Linked DNA regions of Homo sapiens: region 2 is linked to region 1. Evidence: chromatin loops called from intact Hi-C (ENCODE). Cell type or tissue: tibial artery. All regions are shown on one strand. Links, peaks and the distances in the headings refer to the core of each region. The heading gives the core; the rest is flanking DNA. Region 1 has its middle 260 kb from the start of PRDM2. Region 2 overlaps PRDM2 (PR/SET domain 2).

What was found. Peaks named below come from ENCODE experiments on the same cell type or tissue, not always from the same donor. Only the 100,000 strongest peaks of a DNase experiment are listed, where the experiment ranks them.
Region 2: it touches region 1 in a loop (2.1-fold over the local background); 49 of 110 quality-filtered maps call a loop at or near these places.

The regions. Positions count from the first base shown.
Region 1 is chr1:13,953,582-13,966,185 of GRCh38, reverse strand. It overlaps a transcript of KAZN not described here. Among named protein-coding and RNA genes, the nearest start is that of PRDM2, 260 kb to the right of the region's middle. In tibial artery, for the core only: a CTCF peak has its summit at 5,611 (motif pointing right); no DNase peak of the experiment used is centred there.
Region 2 is chr1:13,814,624-13,821,275 of GRCh38, reverse strand. PRDM2 (PR/SET domain 2) reads right to left here. Exons shown (of 10, transcript NM_001393986.1): 9 at 4,706-4,849. The coding sequence ends at 4,729. Among named protein-coding and RNA genes, the nearest start is that of PRDM2, 120 kb to the right of the region's middle. In tibial artery, for the core only: no CTCF peak of the experiment used is centred there; a DNase peak (open chromatin) is centred at 1,507.

The DNA of each region.
Region 1 (12,604 bases), core at 4,524-7,023:
GGGAAGGAAGAGGAGGCAGGGAGAGAAAGCAGAGGAAGGGGAGAGAAATAGGTAGGGCTTGAGGAAGGGAAGGAGCAGCAAAGGCTTAGGAGAGCTCAGGCCCACCTCGGTGTTACGGGTCTGATGAGAAAGAAGGACTTGGAGAGCCGCCTGGACTGTGCTGCTCCCTCTCCCTGCTTTTTGCTGTCCTCTGCCTCCCCCTCCTGGGCTCCATCTCCAATAACCATGTAAATCAGGGAGGACCCAGCCCTTCTTGCAGGAGGACGTTCAGCTTGGCAGGAAACCAGCTGGAATCATGAACTCTGGAGGGCTCATGAGAGCTTCCTAATTCAGAGGAAAACATTTTACATTCAGGTGATGACATGGAAACAATGTAATTCAATCAGATAGACCCACCGGTTATGAGAAGACACTAGACTTTGCCCCGTGGAAATAGAGATAATTAAGACGCAGCTCCAGCCCTCCTTGACTTCACAGCAGAAGTCGCTGCGGAGTGAATTCATTCCATTCACCTGTGCATTGGGCATGATGCTGAGAGTTGGGACTATCGGGCTGCAGATGTATTCCCTGACTTCAGGAAGCTCCCAGTCTTGCTGGGAAATAGCAATGCGAATAAATACTCAAGTTGCAAGGTGGTAAGTGCCACACTTACCAAATAACAGGTCCAAAATATCAGGAAGTGATTCCTTCTGATGTAATAATTATTAAAAGCACCCACCTTAACAAAACACCACCACCCACTTTCCATTGTTGAACATCTGTCATATCCTGAGCACCGAGCTATACACTTGGCATCAGCATCTTATTCAAGCCTCAAAACAGCCCTAGAATGTGACGTCCCACAGCGTCTAGGGGCAGGTGCTGTGAATTTCCCAGGGCGTGAGTCACCATCTCCTCCCCAGGAGCCTCCCATCAGGTCCCCCTGCTTGGACCCTTGCCCCCTACTATCTAGTCTCAACACAGAACTTGAAATCATCTTTTAAAACTGCAAGTTAGATCCTGACCTCCTGCCCAAACCTCTCTAGCGCCCACCCCTCCATGTCACTCAGGGTGGAAGGCAGAGTCCCTGCCTTGACCTGCACTCATCAGGTGGCCTCTCTGTCCTCCCCTGCTGCTCTCACTCTGCCCTCCAGCCTCACTCTCCTGCTGTGTCTGGAATGCCCCAGGTGCGTCCCTGCCCCAGGGCCTTTGCTCTAGCCATGCCCTCCACCTGGCACCCTCTTATCTACACCACTTGCCTCACCAGCTCCCTCATCTGCTTCGAGTCTTTGTCCAACTGTCAGTTTCTCAGGGAGAGCTTTCCCTGCCAGCCTGTTTAATGCTGCGACCTGCACCCTTCTCACTGTGGTAGATTGACTGCAAGAGTGACCACAATTATCACCCCTCACTTTCCATCCCATAGCCACACCTTTTGTGATGTAAACTTTTTACCTCCTTCCTTCAAGAGCTGGCTGGCTTTGACTTGCTTTGGCTGACAGAATGCGGCAAAAGGGATGTCATGCCACCCAGTAGAGGCCTCAAGAAGGCTGGGATACTTGCCTCTCTCAGAACCCTGCTTCTACCACGAAAGCAAGCCTGGGGTGGCCTGCTGGAGCATGAGAGACTACGTTTAAAGAACAGAGTTGTCCTGAGGCCATCCTAGACCAACCGGTAACCACAGACACATGAATGAGCACAGTCCAGGTGAGCCACGACCAGAACTGCCCAGCTGAACCCAGCCTATTGCGGACTCACAGAACTACAGAACTAGGGGCTACATAAGCAGTTGTTGTTTTAAGCCATCAGGTTGTGTGACTATTTGTTACGCAGCAGTAGCTGACTGATTTACCTGCCTGAGTACTGTCAACCAACTTCTACTGCTTTCTTCTTTTTTGTCCACAGCACTTATTACCTTCTAATACACTATAAAATACACTTACTCGTTGTTAAACACCATTGTTTATTTCTATCTCCCCCATCTAGACTATATAGAACTATAGTATCTCCTCCAGGGAAGACATATGTTTTATTCACTGATGCACATAGAATATGCCTAGGATTGTATATGGCATATAGTAGATACTCAGTAAATAATTTTCAAGACAATTTTAAAAAATGGATGAAGAGTGTTAACAACCCCTACCACCACTATTTGAGCACTTGCAAATGGGAGACATTGTGCCAAGCTCTGTGATCAATCAGCCTATTTAACTCTCACAACAGCATTAGGAGGTAGATACTCTTATCCCGTTTTACTGATGACACAGCTAAGACTCAGAGAGGTTAAGTAACCAGATAGCACAGCTGGCAATTGGCAGAAGTAGGATTAAAACACAGGTATGATATCTAACTCCAAAGCCTATTATGACATCCAGTATACTGCCCTGTCATCCACTACCCCTACACACACACACACACACACACACACACACACACACACACACACAGACCACAGCAGAAACATTTAACCCTTTAAAGAACACAGAAGGAGATGAAGGTTTTTTGTTTTTTTGTTTTTTCATGGAGGAGATGATGGCTGAGCTAGGCTTTGATGCATGAATAGAATTTTAAGGGAGATAAGAAGTGGCTGTTACTTACTTAGAAAATTCTATAATTGCCTGGATGATAGACTCATTCATAAAGGAGCCAGAGGAACAATAATTAAAGCAATATCTTCTAACACAAAATGCCCAGTGTATAGAAGATGCTGTCTTCTTAGGTCTGAAGAGGATGTGGTCCATTTGGAATCACTATCCATGTGAGGAACTAAATAAGGACACAGCCAGCAACGTAGCTAGAGGATTTGGATCCAACAAGCACTTCTGCAGTGCCCACTACCGTCCCCAAATGGAGCTGAATGTTCTAGAAAATAAAGGAAAAATAGAAAATAAAAAATTCATACTTTCCCTTAACCTGCCTCCCTTGCTCACTTCCACCTTCTGATGTTTCTAAATCAGGTAGTTTCTCTCTTGAAAGTAGCCCTCAGCCTATTTTAGATGGTCCACAAAATCTCCCATCTCCTTGACTCTCCAGCCCCTCTTTCCCCACTCCCCATCACCACAGACATTAGAGAGATTTTTTAAACACAGGTAGTATAATATCCCTTCCTATCATATCCCTTTATTATCTTGTTGACACCAAGATAAAGTTCCAGCTTCCTATAATGATACACAAGTCCCTACAAACTGGCCCCAATTTGTCTCTTTAGCTTCTCCAAGACTTCTCCGTCACCAGAACACCCCCAAATCCTCCATTCACCATGGCTTCGAGCAAGCTGTCCTGACCACCTAAAACTCTCTTCTCTACTTCTCTACACCTCAGTTTTCTCATCTAGAGCATGGGTAGGATAGGCCAGGTGCAGTGGCTCATGCCTGTAATCCCAGCACTTTGGGAGGCCAAGGCAGGTAGATCACCTGAGGTCAGGAGTTCAAGACCAGCCTGGCCAACACCGTGAAACACTCACTCTACTAAAAATACAAAACTTAGCCAGGCGTGGTGGTGCACTCCTGTAATCCTGGCTACATGGGAGGCTGAGGCAGGAGAATCGCTTGAACCTGGCAGGTGGAGGTTGCAGTGAGCCAAGATCACGCCACTGCACTCCAGCCTGGGTGACAGAGCAAGACTCCATCTCAAAAAGAAAAAAGAAAATGGGTAGCATAAGGCCTATCACCCGGGGTTGTTGGGAAAGTAAACAAGAAATGATGCAAGTGAGAGCCTCTGAGGATGCCTGGCCCCAGAGAGCCCCACATGGTGTCAGGGCACCTGAGTCAGGAGCTCACCTCCTCCACCCCTCCACTGTGTGGACAAAGTTGCTCAGCATTCTGAGAAGGTGTTGCCTTCATCCTCAAGGCCAAAATCAGCCCCACCAGAGATAGGGACAAGGTATTGTTAAGGCCCCTTGTGAGAGTCACCTCCCCCAACTCTCTGGCCTCACCTCCTGCTCCGCCCCGACCCCCCTACTGCACCTGTAGCCACATCTGCCTCCTCACTGTCCCTCAAGTACCCAGCCCAGAGCCCCGGCACAGGCTGTTCCCACAGCTCAGAATGTTCTTCCCAGATATCCACACAGCTCACCTCCCTGCATCCACTTCTCCAAGTGTGAAGCACAACAGGAAAAAGAGGACAAATGTTCGTTCCTGCATGGCCAACGCTCCAGCCAGCAAGAAGCACCTAGGATCTATGCTGAGGTGAGAAGGATGCATAGGAGCTCACGCGGTGAGAAGGATAGAGGAAATGATCCCAGGCAAAGGGAACAGGTGCAAAGGCCCTGAGGGTGCAAGAGGGCAGGGCCACGTTCAAATAGGATCAGAGGGATGGACTGCCAATCAATTCTGACATTCACATTCAATATGACCTTACTGTATTGAAGCATTTCCAAGTGTGCTGGGGACAGAGGATAAAGAGAATTAGACGTGGATCCTGGCTGCTAATTCCTCCCTCCCAACTTTCAGTCCATCCCAGAGAATCTCAAGGTGAGGTCAGGTATGGTCCTTGTCTGAGTCCCTGTGGGCTACTATAACAAAGTAGTAGAAAATTGTTACTTCAATGTCACCCTGAGTGACTGCCTCTAGAATCTTTGACTCTCAAACATGAAAACATCTACTTGTACCACTGTATGTATTAACTTCTGGATAATTGCAGTGGAGAAAGAGACAGAGAGAAAGGGAACAAACCAATTGCACCCCTACAAGGCACCTTGGGCCTTCATTAAATATCATCAAGGCATCCCAGCCCAGCCCAAACAAAATGACTCCCATCCACCACTCCACTCCTGACCCTCTTGCTGTGGCTTTACTTTTCTCTGTGACATTTATGATCACCTGTTTATGGTCTGTCTCTCCTCACTAGAATGCAAACATCATGAGGTCAGGAATTTGTACATGTGCATGTGTGTGTGTATACGTGTGTCTGTCTGTCTGTTCTGGTTTATGGTTTATTCTTTGAGTGCAGTTTATGGTTTATTCTTTGAGTGCAGTAGAAGTCAAGTTCCTTTTGTTCAACACACAGAGACTCCACACACACGCGAACCCCAGGAATGAAATCATTACACTACATTATAAGTTGGAAGAAGAGGGTGGGGGCAGGAGAGGGAAAAGGGAGGTGGGAAAAAGGGGCTCAGCCCCTAATGTAGGGGAGAAGGAATGCAGGAACGTTGTCTCTTTTATTCTTTGCTTTCTTCTCAGCACCTAGAATGTGCCTGGCATACAGTAGATGCTCAATAAATATTTGATCAAATGAATGAATGAGTAACTGTCCCCTTCTCAGCCAGGGACACAGTGCCTGCAAAAGATGTTACCAACTGAACCTGGATGACAGAGCCACACAGCCCCCTGTCCTGAAGCCCCAGGTCCTGAAGCCCCAGGAGAGGGGAGCTGGATGGAGCTGAGGCCAGGGTTTTCCGAAGGCCTGGACAGAACACAGGAGCACAGACTCCCAGTAGCCCCCAGCCACTGACCAAGCCCTGACAGTCCGCCTTTGGAAACTTATCCTTCCTCGTGTCCTGGGAGACACTAGCCCAAGTAGGACCCGAATGAGGCCTTAGCAAATACAAGCCGATTTGGGAAATCATCCTGAGGTTTGGTCTCCCGGCGTCAATGTGATGCATTCATGCCATTCATGCTTTGACCACCAGAGGTCACTGTGGCTGCACGTAGCGTTCCAAGATGGCCCTGGTTAGGTGTGAGTTTGTGGTTCTGATTTCACCTTCATCTCTGTGGCCCGGCAAGTGGGAAAACGGCACCTTCCAAGGACAACTCTGGGACTAGTGCTGGCATTACTAGAACGTACATGACTTAAGGTATGTCCTTATAAAAGCCATAGATACAATCAAACGATCGGCTCTAAAGTTGGGCTGTCCGGGTTAGAATCCCAGTTCTGCCTGCCTGTGTGATGTTGGGCGAAGCTCTCTGCCTCAGTTTCCCCTTCTACAAAATGGGATAATGATAGTGCCGTCCTTGTAGGGATTTTGTGAGGACTAAATGAGTAATGCACACAGAACTTTTAAAACAATGCTTGGCATATACTCAAGAATTGTAGAAGTGAATTATTTATTATTGCTTTTCCTCCATATGGCTAAACATGATTTTTAATGATAAATTCTGTGATTATTTTATTAATGGCTTTTTCCCCATTAGACTGTACCCTTTGTGAAGGCGGGGGTGGGGTTTACATGTTTTTTGGACTTTTTATTATGAAAAACTTCAAATACACATGAAAATAGAAGGAATAGTCTGTATCCGTTTCTATTCATCATTGCCTCCTTCCCCAGCTCCAAATGCAGTGCCCACTGCATTATAGTCCTTCGACAATGAATGGCCATTTATTAGGTGCTATTTATAAGCCACGGAGGGTGTTGGGCAGCAAATCTAAAGAGAGTGAATCAGACCCAGGCCCTGTGCACAAGGAGCTCACAATCTAATGAGAAAGGCTGCCTTAATTTGGTAATTTCCCAGGGTGGAGGTAAATAAATTGAGGGTATGATGTGGACATCTCACCTGGTCAGGTGAGGTTTCCTGAAAGAAGCATCTGTGATCTATAATGAGAACTGAAGGATGCATAGGCGCTCATGTGGTGAGAAGGATGGGGAAATGATCCCATGCAAAGGGAACAAGTGCAAAGGCCCTGAGGGTGCGAGAGGGCAGGGCCATGTTCCAATAGGATCAGAGGGATGGACTGCCAATCAATTCTGACATTCACATTCAATGTGACCTTACTCTATTGAAGCATTTCTAAGTGTGCTGGGGACTGAGGATAAAGAGAATTAGATGTGGATCCTGGCTGCTAATTCCTCCCTGCCAACTTACAGTCCATCCCAGAGCATCTCAAGGTGAGGTCGGGTATGGTCCTTGTCTGAGTTCCTGTGAGCTACTGCAATAGAGATTCTGTACACTGGGTGGCTTATAAACAACAGCTCTGGAGGCTGGGAAGTCTAAGATCAAGGTGGTGGCAGATTTGGTTTTGGTGAGGACCATCTTCTGACTCACAGAAGTGTTTCTCGGCTACATCCTCACCTGGTAGAAAGCGCTAGCTAGCTCTCTGGGGTCTCTTCTGTAAGGGCACTAATTCCTGATCACCTCCCAGGGGCTTCTAGAGGGATCACTTGGGAGACACCTGCAATCACCTGGACATGGTGGAATCAGGGGTTGAGATTCATGATGGTGGGAGTGAAAATGGAAAGCAAGACTGTGGGTGGGCCTAGACCACAGGCATGATCAACAGGGCAGATGCTAACCAGGATGGGTGGGATGGATGTTCACACCTGGCTTTTCTTAGCTGCGGTCAGACCTCACCAATCTAGTAGAGCCTATAATTCTTACCAAGGACCTGAGCAGCCTAGCTCCTGCATTTCTCATCTCTGCCTCCAATTCACTTCCACTCCCGCCTTGGCTCCAGCCACATTGGTCTCCTCTCTGTTCTGAAATCTACCATGCCCTTTGGCTCTTCCAGGTCTGCCTCCCATAGATGTATCTATCTGCCCACAGGGCCTCGTCACCACCAGTTCTCCCAGGCTGGATGATTCCTACCTAACCCCCTAGTCTCTGCTTAAATATGACCCCAGAGAAGCCTTCCCTGATCTGCCCTTCAAATTAGTTTCTCTCCCAATATGTTAATTTTTAATTTTTTTTTTTTTTTTGAGATGGAGTCTGGCTCTGTCGCCCAGGCTGGAGTGCAGTGGCGCAATCTCGGCTCATGGCAAGCTCTGCCTCCCGGGTTCATGCCATTCTCCTGCCTCAGCCTCCCGAATAGCTGGGACTACAGGTGCCCGCCACTATGCCCGGCTAATTTTTTTTTTGTATTTTTAGTAGAGACGGGGTTTCACCGTGTTAGCCAGGATGGTCTCTATCCTCTGACCTCGTGATCCGCCCGCCTCGGCCTCCCAAAGTGCTGGGATTACAGGCGTGAGCCACCGCACCCAGCCAATTTTTAATTTTTAGTGAAGTGGAATTAAGGAAAAGTATAAGGCTAAATTTTTTAAAAATTAGCAATTGAATATCTACGTGTGCATAATTACAATAACTTCTGTCTTCCCCATTCCACTATAAGCTCTGGGTGCACACACATCATGGTTTTGGTGTTCCCTGTTGTGTACCTAATGCCTGAGCAATGCCCAGCACATGGTAAATGCTTAATAAATATATGAATGAACGAATGAGGTGAATATTCATGCACATGCCTATTCAATAACCTGAATTACTATCACATTCCCATCCTTGAATGTCCAGCACTGAACGTCCCTGTTCCGTTTCCTGTTCCCTGGATGTCATCATCATACTTCTACTGGTAGTAGCCACCCCTGTCCTATTAGAAACAAAGTGCTGTGGTTTGGATGTTTGTCCCTTCCAAGTCTCATACTGAAATTTGGTCTCCAAATTTGAGATGGGGCCTAATGAGAGGTGTTTGGGTCATGGAGTGGATCTTTCATGAATAGATTAACGCCATCCCCCAGAGCGTGAGTTCTCACTGTCTCACTCACTGGTTCCAGTGAGAGTTTATTCTTAAAAAGTGCCTCACATCTCACCCATCCCCACCTTGCTTTCTCTCTCACCCGGCGATCTCTGCACACCTGGCTTCCCTTTGCCTTCTGCCATGAGTAGAAGCAGCCTGAGGCCCTCACCAGATGCAGATGCCCAATCCTGAACTTTCTAACCATCAGAATTTGGGAGTCAAATAATTTTTTTCTATGCAAATTACCCAGCCTCACATATTCCCTTATAGCAACACTAAATGGACTAAAACACAGGGGTACCCAACCCAAACCCATCCCCAAGTCACTCCATGTCTGATTAACCTTTTACTGTCTGAAGGGCACTCATTACTGTCAAATTATCTTAGTTTAGCTTGCTTAGCTGTTTCCTGTCTCCCTGTCCCAGAAGAGCAGGGATCTGGATTGTCTCTCTCACTGCCCATATCCAGGGGCACTGGCCTTAGAGTCTGCATATATCATTTTATTTTGCATTTCCACACATTACGAGTGAGGGGACAGAAGTCTGGGGAGGCCACCTGACTCCTAGGTCAGGCTAGTCATTGGCCAAGTAGCAATGATCCGAGTCTCTTACTCCCTGATTCATAACCTTCTCCGGGATCCTGGCAGGTCACAAGGCTCCAACACAAGGCAGGATTTCTTCTTCTACCCCAACTGCTGGAGCTTCCCTACAAGGCTCAGAGTAAATGCAAGATCATCTCATAAAGAAGACTCACAATGGTCTCCCCAGCCTCATCATGCCCTCAGCTACCCACCAACATACAGACAAAATTAATACAATTCATACAATTAGACTCCTGACCTGGGATGCCATAGCTTCACTTAGTAACCAACAACTCTCATGTCCTTGGAAACATTCCTCCCTTCCTTGGGTCTTTATTTACTCATCTATCTAAAAAACAAAACACAGGTGAGCAGCTCCCTCAATCTCTTCCCACATCTTCTCTATACATCCTTCAAGTCCACGGTTTTTGTTTTTTAATCTGAAAGTAATAATTTTTTCCCAACAACAAAATAGTGGGTGCATATCATGCTCCAAGCATATGCACAATCACATTATGAGTGCAGACTTCCTGCGAGAGCCAAAGCAATTACCATACCATTAGGTGGGCCATGCTTGGAGTACACAAACTTAGTCACGAGATTCCTGGAGGGATGCCCAGAAAGAAAAGAATAATCGTATGCATGTCAGAATACTTCCTAAGAAATATTTCTCCTAAAAGTTCCTTTTGAAACATGAGCTGGCAGGGAATTGGAGGACAGTTTTGTCATTGGTCAGGAACAGGCAGGAATTAAAGATAGAGACAAAGGGACATGTCTCTGGATGCAAAAATGTAAACAGTAAGCCCACCGAGAGACTTGGGGCTGGAACTGGCCAAGCTGACATTTTTATAAATGATCAAAAAAAAAAAAAGAAAAAAAAGAAAAGAAATGATGTAGTAACATCTACAGACATCCCTAAAAATTATTGCAGGTTGACATTCCAAGTAAGGAAGACTCAACTTGAAGACTGTACACATTAGTGACAATGACAAAGAGGGAATGCCAGCAAGGGAATGTAATAATGATTTAGAGAAAATTAATACAAAACAACATTATCTCAGTTAATAAAAAATGGGAACTGAGTTTCCGGTTCTAATTGGGATTAATTAATGCACCCATCACTCATTCATCCAGCAGCCTTTACAGAATCCTCACTACAGGTCCTACGAGGTGCTGGGATGATGGGCGCTCATGATGAGCAGACACCAGTGATGAGTCCAATAGAAGGACGTTTCTTAGAATGACTGGCGTGACTCTACAATCATGGGCCGCAGGCTGTAACCCTCTGGAGAAGATGGCCCACCCCAGAGGAGGGGTACTAAGAAGTCCCAAGGACTTTCCTCAGTGCCTCTTCTTTCATTTATCCCTAAAGGTTGGAGTTAGGAAGGTCATGTTCACATAGTAGGAATGTACTGTCTTTTAAGAGAAAATGTTAGTTATATTAAGATCTAATAGTAGAGAATTTTTAATGAGCCCCAAAAGGGTAGAAAATTTTTAAGAAAAGCAAGCTGGCTTTAAGGCTCACACACCTGTGGTTTGTCCAGTTGTCCTCTCCTTCCCAGATTCCTGAGGTGGAGAACATCTTTGTGAAGAGTTTGGGCCATAATCCCAAAAGACACCACCCCAAATGCCATCATCCCCAATGTTGAATTCCTGAAAGACCAAAATCCCTAAAGTCTAAAATCCCAAAAATCACAATCCCAAAAGACCAAAATCCCAAAAATATACTTTAAAAAAATAATAATTTTAAAATTATTTAAAGGACATTTATTTATATTTTAAAAGGAGATTTATTCATATAAAAACTTGAGGCCACTTTACACAGTAAAATAGGCAATAAAAACATGTATTTTTATAATCATTAACACTCAGGTATACTAATGACAGTCATACGGGTATAACGGTTATGAGCAGACGGACCATATTAATAAAGAAATAGCTTATATAACTGTGGTCATCTGAAATACCACGACAGACAACCTAAATCTTTTGATGAGATCAATCAAAAACCACCACAATTCACCACCCATATACAGTCACCCAAAGAGCTGATATGTCAAGAAATTTTACCTTTCACAAGTGCAGGTATGCAAAAATGACATAGCTTCATTTTCTGAGGACCTTTCAACATTTTTACATACACACACAGTGCCTTATACACAGTCAAAGTGAAAATGTTACTTTCGAGGAGTCAAATTTGCAACAAAAAAAGCCTAAGACGAATTGGAGCTCTCTAAAAGTCTTTACACAATTTATACTTCTAGCATTGGAAAGAGGGTGAAGATGAAAAACACAGCATAGCAATTCGTAAAAACTAATGCTGACAATTTAAAATAGTGGGAAAGAAAGTAAAAAAAGAAAAAAGTCCAACCCCCTCAAGAAAACTAAAAAGAAATCTCAACATATGGAAGAATGTATTACAGGGATAAATTATGGGCAATTGCATGGAGGTAGTGCATAAGAGCTGGCCGACTTCTGAAGTCTTGCATGGTGATGAATGCTTGCTTTTCTTTTAGGGCATGGCTGTCCTCAGAGAATATGTTCACATTCATTTTCTACATGGCACGGCACTGCTTTTTTGAAATTCTTCTATGAGTTGACATGCATGAACACAAGCATTCCCTATGAAATTTTCCCATCTTCTTTGCCATGCTTCTATGTTGTTTTGAGTATATAAAAATCCATTCTGCATGCACTCATACACAGACCACAGATTTGGCAGAAACAATCCTGGTGATCAAAACAGCAACCCCATCACATCTTATCCTGTCATGCACAAAATTATTTTTGAACCAGTCAGTGATTTTGCTGACTTCTTCAGGAAAGCAAGTGTGGTTTTAATTCAACAAAAAAGCTCCCAGAATGTCATCAGCTGGAAGCAATGCCAATGCAGACACATGATGCGGTTTTGTGTTGTTGGTTTTTTTGTTTGTTTGTTTGGTTGGTTGGTTGGTTTTATTTTTGTTGTTGCTGTTTTTGAGACAGAGTCTCATTCTGTTGCCCAGGCTGGAGTGCAGTGGCGCAATCTCGGCTCACTGCGACCTCCGCCTCCTGGGTGGTGCGTTTTTAAACTGCAGTTTTTGTTGTTCGTGTATTGCTCAGCCACTCATTCATCTGAATTTTCCAACAAATGCATGGGGCCGAATGGAAAAAAACAAAGTTTACTGATAATACATTGAGATTCACTTTTTGAAGACTTGACCACACCTAATGGCAAACCTGCCATGGTTTGGGGATTCAATTAAATATTAGTGATTTTAGAATTAAGGGATTTCAACTTTAGAAATTTTGATCTTCCAGGATTTCAATATTCAGGAAAATGACATTTGGAATTTTGTCTTTTGAGATTATGATTGGTACCAATCTGGTGGCCACCATATTGGATGGTGCAACTCTAACAAGAGCTTTAGAAGAAAATGATTAGAATGTAAAAAACAAGCTAAAGACATGAATCTTCAGATTAAAAGAGTCCACCACGCTCGTGAAAATAGACCCATATTTAGAAATACAGTAGTGAACTTTCAGAACAAATTAAAAAGAAAACTCTAAAAGCTTCCAGAGAAGAAAAAAAAGAAAGAAAGAAAGGGTTACTAACATAGA
Region 2 (6,652 bases), core at 1-2,500, 140 kb after region 1:
CCAGTTGTTTATGGAAGGCTTATTGCATACCAGGCACTTTGCTAAGGGTTTTTCATTCACTAACCTATGCAATCTTCTCAACAAACCCATGAGAGAGGTATTATTATTATTAACCCATTTCGCAGATGCGTGAATTGAAACACAGAGGCGTGAAGTAGCCACTGAAGGGATAGCTCCAGACACTGTGCACCTAACCACTACGCATGTTCATTTCAATTCCCTGAAATGTCTGATGGGGCTGGAAAGGGCTGTTTGCGGGGGAGTGGGATGTCTTCAAGAGAGGAGGCATCCCTTCCCAGAGGACGCCTGCTTATGCAGCAGACTGGCCTGTGTGCCCGTGCCCATGAGCCAGGGCAGGGGGAAGAAAAGGAAGCAGAGGCGGGGCCGGCTATGGAGTGGCTGTATTCCCTTGGCCTGGCGTGGCCAGCAAGTGTGGGTCTCCCCTGGGTCACGTGGGATCCATTAAAGGAGCCATCTTGCCAGTCCCCCACCGAGAGGGCAGCCCTCTGGGGAGGCCACAGCAGCAGGAGCTGGGGGCTGGACCTGAGGTGGAGGGGAGCTCTCATACAAGGGAGATGGGCCGGGATGGGCGACCTCTACACCCCCCACTCCCAGGACCCCAGGAGGGAGCGCATGTCAGAAATCCTGCCCACAGAGGGCCCTGAGGCCGCTGGTCTTAGCCAAAGGAGCAGCAACAGCTGAGAGAAGGATCACAATGGTGGCCAAACAGGTGAGAGGCTGTCCCTTCCCTGGGCCTCCCGCTGAACCCCTGGGGTAGGAAAGACACGGGGTGAAGACAGGATGTGCAAAGGAAGCCTCCCTATAGACTAGGCAGCACAGCACTTTTCTGCACTTAAAAGTGAACAGAAACCTCTGGGCTTTGTGTGAGTCACAGTAAAGAGGGTGCCACAGAGGCTGGTGAAAGGCAGGGCTTGCCAGAAACCAAGCACCTCTGTGTTCATTCTCGCTGCATTCAAACTGTCCGGGAGACGGGTGACGAAGCCTTGAATCCGGAATGGGCAAGAGCAGGCTAAGCAGCCAAAGCCATGGGTCCTTCGAGAAGGCCATCCTTTTTTCTGAACAAAACCCACATGCACACACAGTTTTGCAAGGAGGCACGGCCCAATTAGAAGTCGAAGATCCGTCCCGGGAATCAGAAGACCAGAGTGTTGATGCCAGTTCTGCCACACGCCCCTCCGTGTCAGTTTCCGTCTCTGTAAAATGAGGGCTTTGACCTGCACACACCTTCCTGAACTAAAATACTTTGCTGTGGCATTTTCATAAATCTGGAGCTATGTTAAACAGTGCTATGGACTGAACTGTGTCTCCCTAAAACCCTTATGCTGAAGCCCTAACCCCTCCCTGTGATGGTATTTGGAGGTGGGGCCTTTGGGAGGTGATTAGGCTTAGATGAGATCACGAAGCAGGGCTCACGATGAGATGAGTGGACTTCTAAGAAGAGACACCAGAGAGCTTGCTCTCCCCCAGGCCCCCGCCACGTGAGGACACAGCAATGAGGTGGCCGTCTGCAAGCCAGGAAGTGGGCCCTCACCAGAACCTGGCTATGGTGGCACCCTGATCTGGTACTTGCAGCCTCAAGAACCATCAGGAAATAAATTTCTGTTCAATATTTAAGCCACACAGTCAGTGGTATTTTGTGATAGCAGCCTGAGCTAACTAAGGCAAACAGTATAAAGAGATTTTTTTAAAAAATTATTTTAAAAATAATATAAGTAGCACATGCTTGGTGTAAGTACCAATTTAAAAAATGGAAAAAAAGCTACAGAAGATTTTAAGGAGCAAGTTACACGAAACTGCTGAGTTTGGAGCCTTCGTTGTTGGTGAGCAAACAGAGATCACAAGATGCAGAGGCAAATGACGTTAGGCCTCTCTTCATTTGATCGCTTCGCTTGGGAAACTGTATGTTTTTAAAGAAGGAAAAAGAAGGCCATCACCTAGGACAGTGCTTGGTGCTGGGGCAGAGCCTAAATTCATAAGGCTTGGCAAATGCTACATACATTTCATCTTCGTCATGGCCAAGCCTGCAGTGGCCAACAGAAATGGCCCAGTCTGTTTAGGAAGCCAGCCCAGCTGCACCTGGCTCTCCCTCCGGCTGCAGAGAACACCTGCTCTGGGGTGGAAGCAAGTCCCGGGTGCCCATCAACACAGAAGGTTCACGTAGCAGCCTTGGCCGCAAGGAGGATGCTGGACACAAATGGTTCCCAGAGTCGGAATTGTTCATCCTGGCATGGCCTCTCACTTTCCAGAAGACCCTAGCCACGTCCTATGTCTCTTCTCTTGGGGCCTCAATTTTTCCATCTGTAAAATGGGAGGTACCTCTCCCAGGGCCTCCCAGCTCTGTACTATCTTACAGTCCATTTCAACATTGTTCCATGAGACTCCAGCTCAGGGTCAAGTCTCCAGGTTCCCCTCTCAGGGAGCAGCCGGCCCCAGAGAGACAGGTTCAATTCCAGCAGCAGACCACAGACTCTCTGGGCAAGAGTGGATTTTATTTTTGCTCCCCTCCCCAAACCCCAGAGGAATAAAGCCAAGCCAGAAACTCCAACTGCTTAAGAAAGAGAGAAGTAAACAGCCGGGAGCGGTGGCTCACGCCTGTAATCCCAGCACTTTGGGAGGCAGAGGCAGGCAGATCATGAGGTCAGGAGATCAAGACCATCCTGGCCAACATGGTGAAACCCCGTCTCTACTAAAATACAAAAAAAAAAAAAATTAGCCAGGAGTAGTGGCGGGTGCCTGTAGTCCCAGCTACTCAGGAGGCTGAGGCAGGGGAATCGCTTGAACCTGGGAGGTGGAGGATGCAGTGAGTCAAGATCGCGCCACTGCACTCCAGCCTGGCGACAGAGCGAGACTCTGTCTCAAAAAAAAAAAAAAAAAAGGAAAGAGAGAAGTGAGGTCTTGGGGTTGGAGGGCAGGCAGAAGGAAGAAAGGGTCTTCTCTTCCTGGCATAATACAAAAGACCTCAGAGTTTCAGAATTCAGCCCATTCTTGCCTTGAACTACACTCTCATTCCAAACGACTCTGGTTGGTGTTTTAACCACTGCCTCGTGTTAAGCACACATTCCCAAACCTACGCGTGTCCCAGAACCAGGGGGCCATCTGCTAATGCAGGTTCCCTGGTCACACCCACCAGGATGGGCCTGTGCCATCAATACCCACCCACCAATACAAGCAGGGCTGTGGGGGGTGGTGGCCAGTCCCCTCCCTCCCATTAACCCCGTATTCAACATCTGTCCTGTGCCAACCACTTCCATGCTGGGCATCTCATAGGGGTGATGTGACTTCCCACAGAGATGTAAACTCAGGATTTGCTCACTGCAAGCTCCACCTCCTGCATTCACGCCATTCTCCTGTCTCAGCCTCCTGAGTAGTTGCGACTACAGGCGCCCACCACCATGCCCGGCTAATTTTTTTGTATTTTTAGTAGAGACAGGGCTTCAGTGTGTTAGCCAGGATGGTCTCGATCTCCTGATCTCGTGATCCACCTGCCTCGGCCTCCCAAAGTGCTGGGATTACAGGTGTGAGCGACCGCGCCCGGCTGAACTCGGGATTTTTTAATGGGGTTTGGCCCTATTCGTACTATAGTCCAGTAAATGGGATTTGAGCCTTTTTGGCCATTTTGTACATTTGGAACTGGACTCTGAGGTCTGTATTTATAAAAGCATCCTAGATCTTCTGATGTATGAGGTCCTCTGATCACTTTGAGATGCTGGCCTTGGGGACACAATGAATGCAGTTGTGTGGTGTCACCAACAGGGAGGGCCAAGCCTGCTCGTGGGTCACCAGCAGAATCCAGGTACTCCAAAAATGAAAAGTCTGGTTTCCATGTTTTTATCCAACAGAAATCTTAGAGTAATTCCAGGTTTTTACCATCAGAAAACCTAGGAAGAGGCTGTTTTAGTCCAAAATAAATCTGAGTTTTATATTTTATGGATTAGGACAGATTACATATCCCTTGTCTGAAATGCTTGAGACCCGAAATTTTTTGATTTTGGATTTTTTTTGGATTTTGGAATATTTGCACTACATACTTGCTGGGTCAGCATCCCTAATCCAAAAATCTGAAACCTGAAACGCTCCAATGAGCATTTCCTTCGAGTGTATTTCCTTTGAATGTCCTCACTCAGGTTCAGATTTTGGGGCATTTCAGATTTTGGATTTTTGGATTAGGGTTACTCCACCTGTATTATTTTGACTTTCAAAAACATTGTGAGAATAGGAACTCGGTCATCTTTTCTGGGCTTAATGCCTCTGAGGCAATTAAGAACTGAGTATAATTACTATTTTTATCATTATTACTCCAATAATGACTTACCTAGTGCTTACTATGTGACAGACACTCTTCTAGGTGCTTCGCACATTTGACACTCGTAATTGTCACAATCACCCTATAAAGTAGGTCCTATTGTAGTGCCCACTGTACACATGTGGAAACTGAGGCTCAGAAAGACTAAGTAACTTGCTTGAAGTTCGTAGCCAGCAAGTGGCAGAGCTGGGATGTGAAACAAGTGGTCCGGAGTCTGCACTCAGCTAAGTGCCCTCCTGGAGGGAGGCCCTGCACCGTGCCTGGTACACACAAGCAATCACACCCACTGCTTTCTCTCCTTCCCTCCCCACCCAAGACCCAAGCCCACACCCCCTTGACCCACCCAAACAGTGCCAGAAGCTGTTCCATCCTGCCTCGTACCTGTCAGGGAGCAGCCAGAGTGTCTACTCTTTGAAGAATGGTCCCTGGAACTGGGCTGCAGCTGGAGCTTTGACCTTCCTATACTGCCTGGTGATGTACGGGGCCGCTGGTGGAGAGCATCGGGACGCCAAGCGGAGGCTGTAGCTGTGCAGGAAGAGGAACAACACACATTGTCACAGGAGCCCAGCCCGGTGCCCTAGACATTGCTGGGGGGGCTTCCTTAGTGCTGGTCACCACTTCCCAGGCCAGGATAGGATTGCACTTCCTGGACACCTTGAGGCCAGGTGCCTGGCATCAGCTAATAGGACATGAGCTTTAACCACCAATGTGCACTTCTCCATGTCCCATCCACCAATTCTCTCCCCTCGGAGGCGATCGCAGAAGCACGGGCAAGAGGAGTGTCCATTGGGCTGGTTCTGAGACACCATGATGGGCAGTGCCGTCTGGTGACCCCCAGTGGACATGCAGGTGAGCCAGAATGACTCCGATTGCATCAGAACAGCGGCTGTGCCCTTCTCTGATTCCATTTCCCCACCTGCCTCCCTGCTCTCCCCTCCTGCCAGGCCCCAACACCCATAAGGAAAAAAGCATCTGGGGAGGTTACTATTATCAAAGTACAAACACACCTGCACATGGGCTGGGTTGTGGGGAATGGAGGCAGCTCCATTGCCCTTAACCCCACACTCCACATCTATCCTGTGCCAAGCACTTCCATGCTGAGTATCTCACAGGGGTGACGTGGCTTCCCAAAGAGGTGAATCTAGGAATTTCGGGGGCATGGTTTTGTACTATTTGTACAGAAAAGCACCCCCAACCACCGCCCCCAGTAAATGGGATTTGATTTTTTCAGAAGGGCTTTTAAAAAATTTATTTAAAAGATAGATAACTCACACCATTAGTCCTCTCCTTTCGTCACTCAGCTAACTCGTACTTCTCTTTCATAGCCCAGCTGGGATGCTACCTCCTCCAGGAAGCTTTCCTTCTTTAACTCCTGGGTGGGGTGTTCCTCCAACAGGCCCCTTAGGTGTCCCCATCCCACCTGAATTAAAAGCCCAGAATAAGGTGTCTGCCTTTCTCATGAGCTCTGAGATCCCAAGGTCAGGATCTTTGTCCTGTTCATTGTTGCATCCCCAGCTTGGCACAATAAAAATAAACATCCGGCCAGGTGCGGTGGCTCATGCCTGTAATCCCAGCACTTTGGGAGGCTGAGGCGGGTGGATCACCTGAGGTCAGGAGTTCAAGACCAGCCTGGCGAACATGGTGAAACCCTGTCTCTACTAAAAATACAAAAAAAAAATTGTCCAGGCGTGGTGGTGGATGCCTGTAATCACAGCTACTCAGGAGGCTGAGGCAGGAGAATCGCTTGAACCCGGGAGGCAGAGGTTGCAGTGAGCCGAGATTGTTCCATTGTACACCAGCCTGGGCAACAGAGCAAGACTCCATCTCAAATAAATAAATAAACAAACAAACAAACATCCACTGAGTAAGAGTGATACATACAGGCTCACTGCATGTCCAGAACTGTGCTAGGTATTTTCCATACACAAACAATCTAACTCTTCACAAAACCTACCCAGGTGGATACTGTTATTATCCCTAATTTACAGATGAGGAAACTGAGGCACAAAGAGCCTGTCACCTGTCTACCTCTCTAGATGGAAGAATGGAAAGTGAGGGAGGCCTCTGGACAAGGCGGCCCAGGTCAGAGGAGGTGGGAGGCCAGGCAGGTAGGAAAGCAGGAGGGACAAACACGCCCGGAACCCTACCTGCTCCAGGTGTTTGCAGAGCCAGCTCTGCCTGCGGGAACAGGAGGCGGGAATGGAGTCCAGCTCAAAGCTGGCACATGGTAGAGCTCACATGAGTGGTTCTCAATCAGGGTACACACTTGGTAATGTGTGGAGACATCGTTGGCTTTCATACCTGAGGGAAGGGTGCTGCTACCGGCAT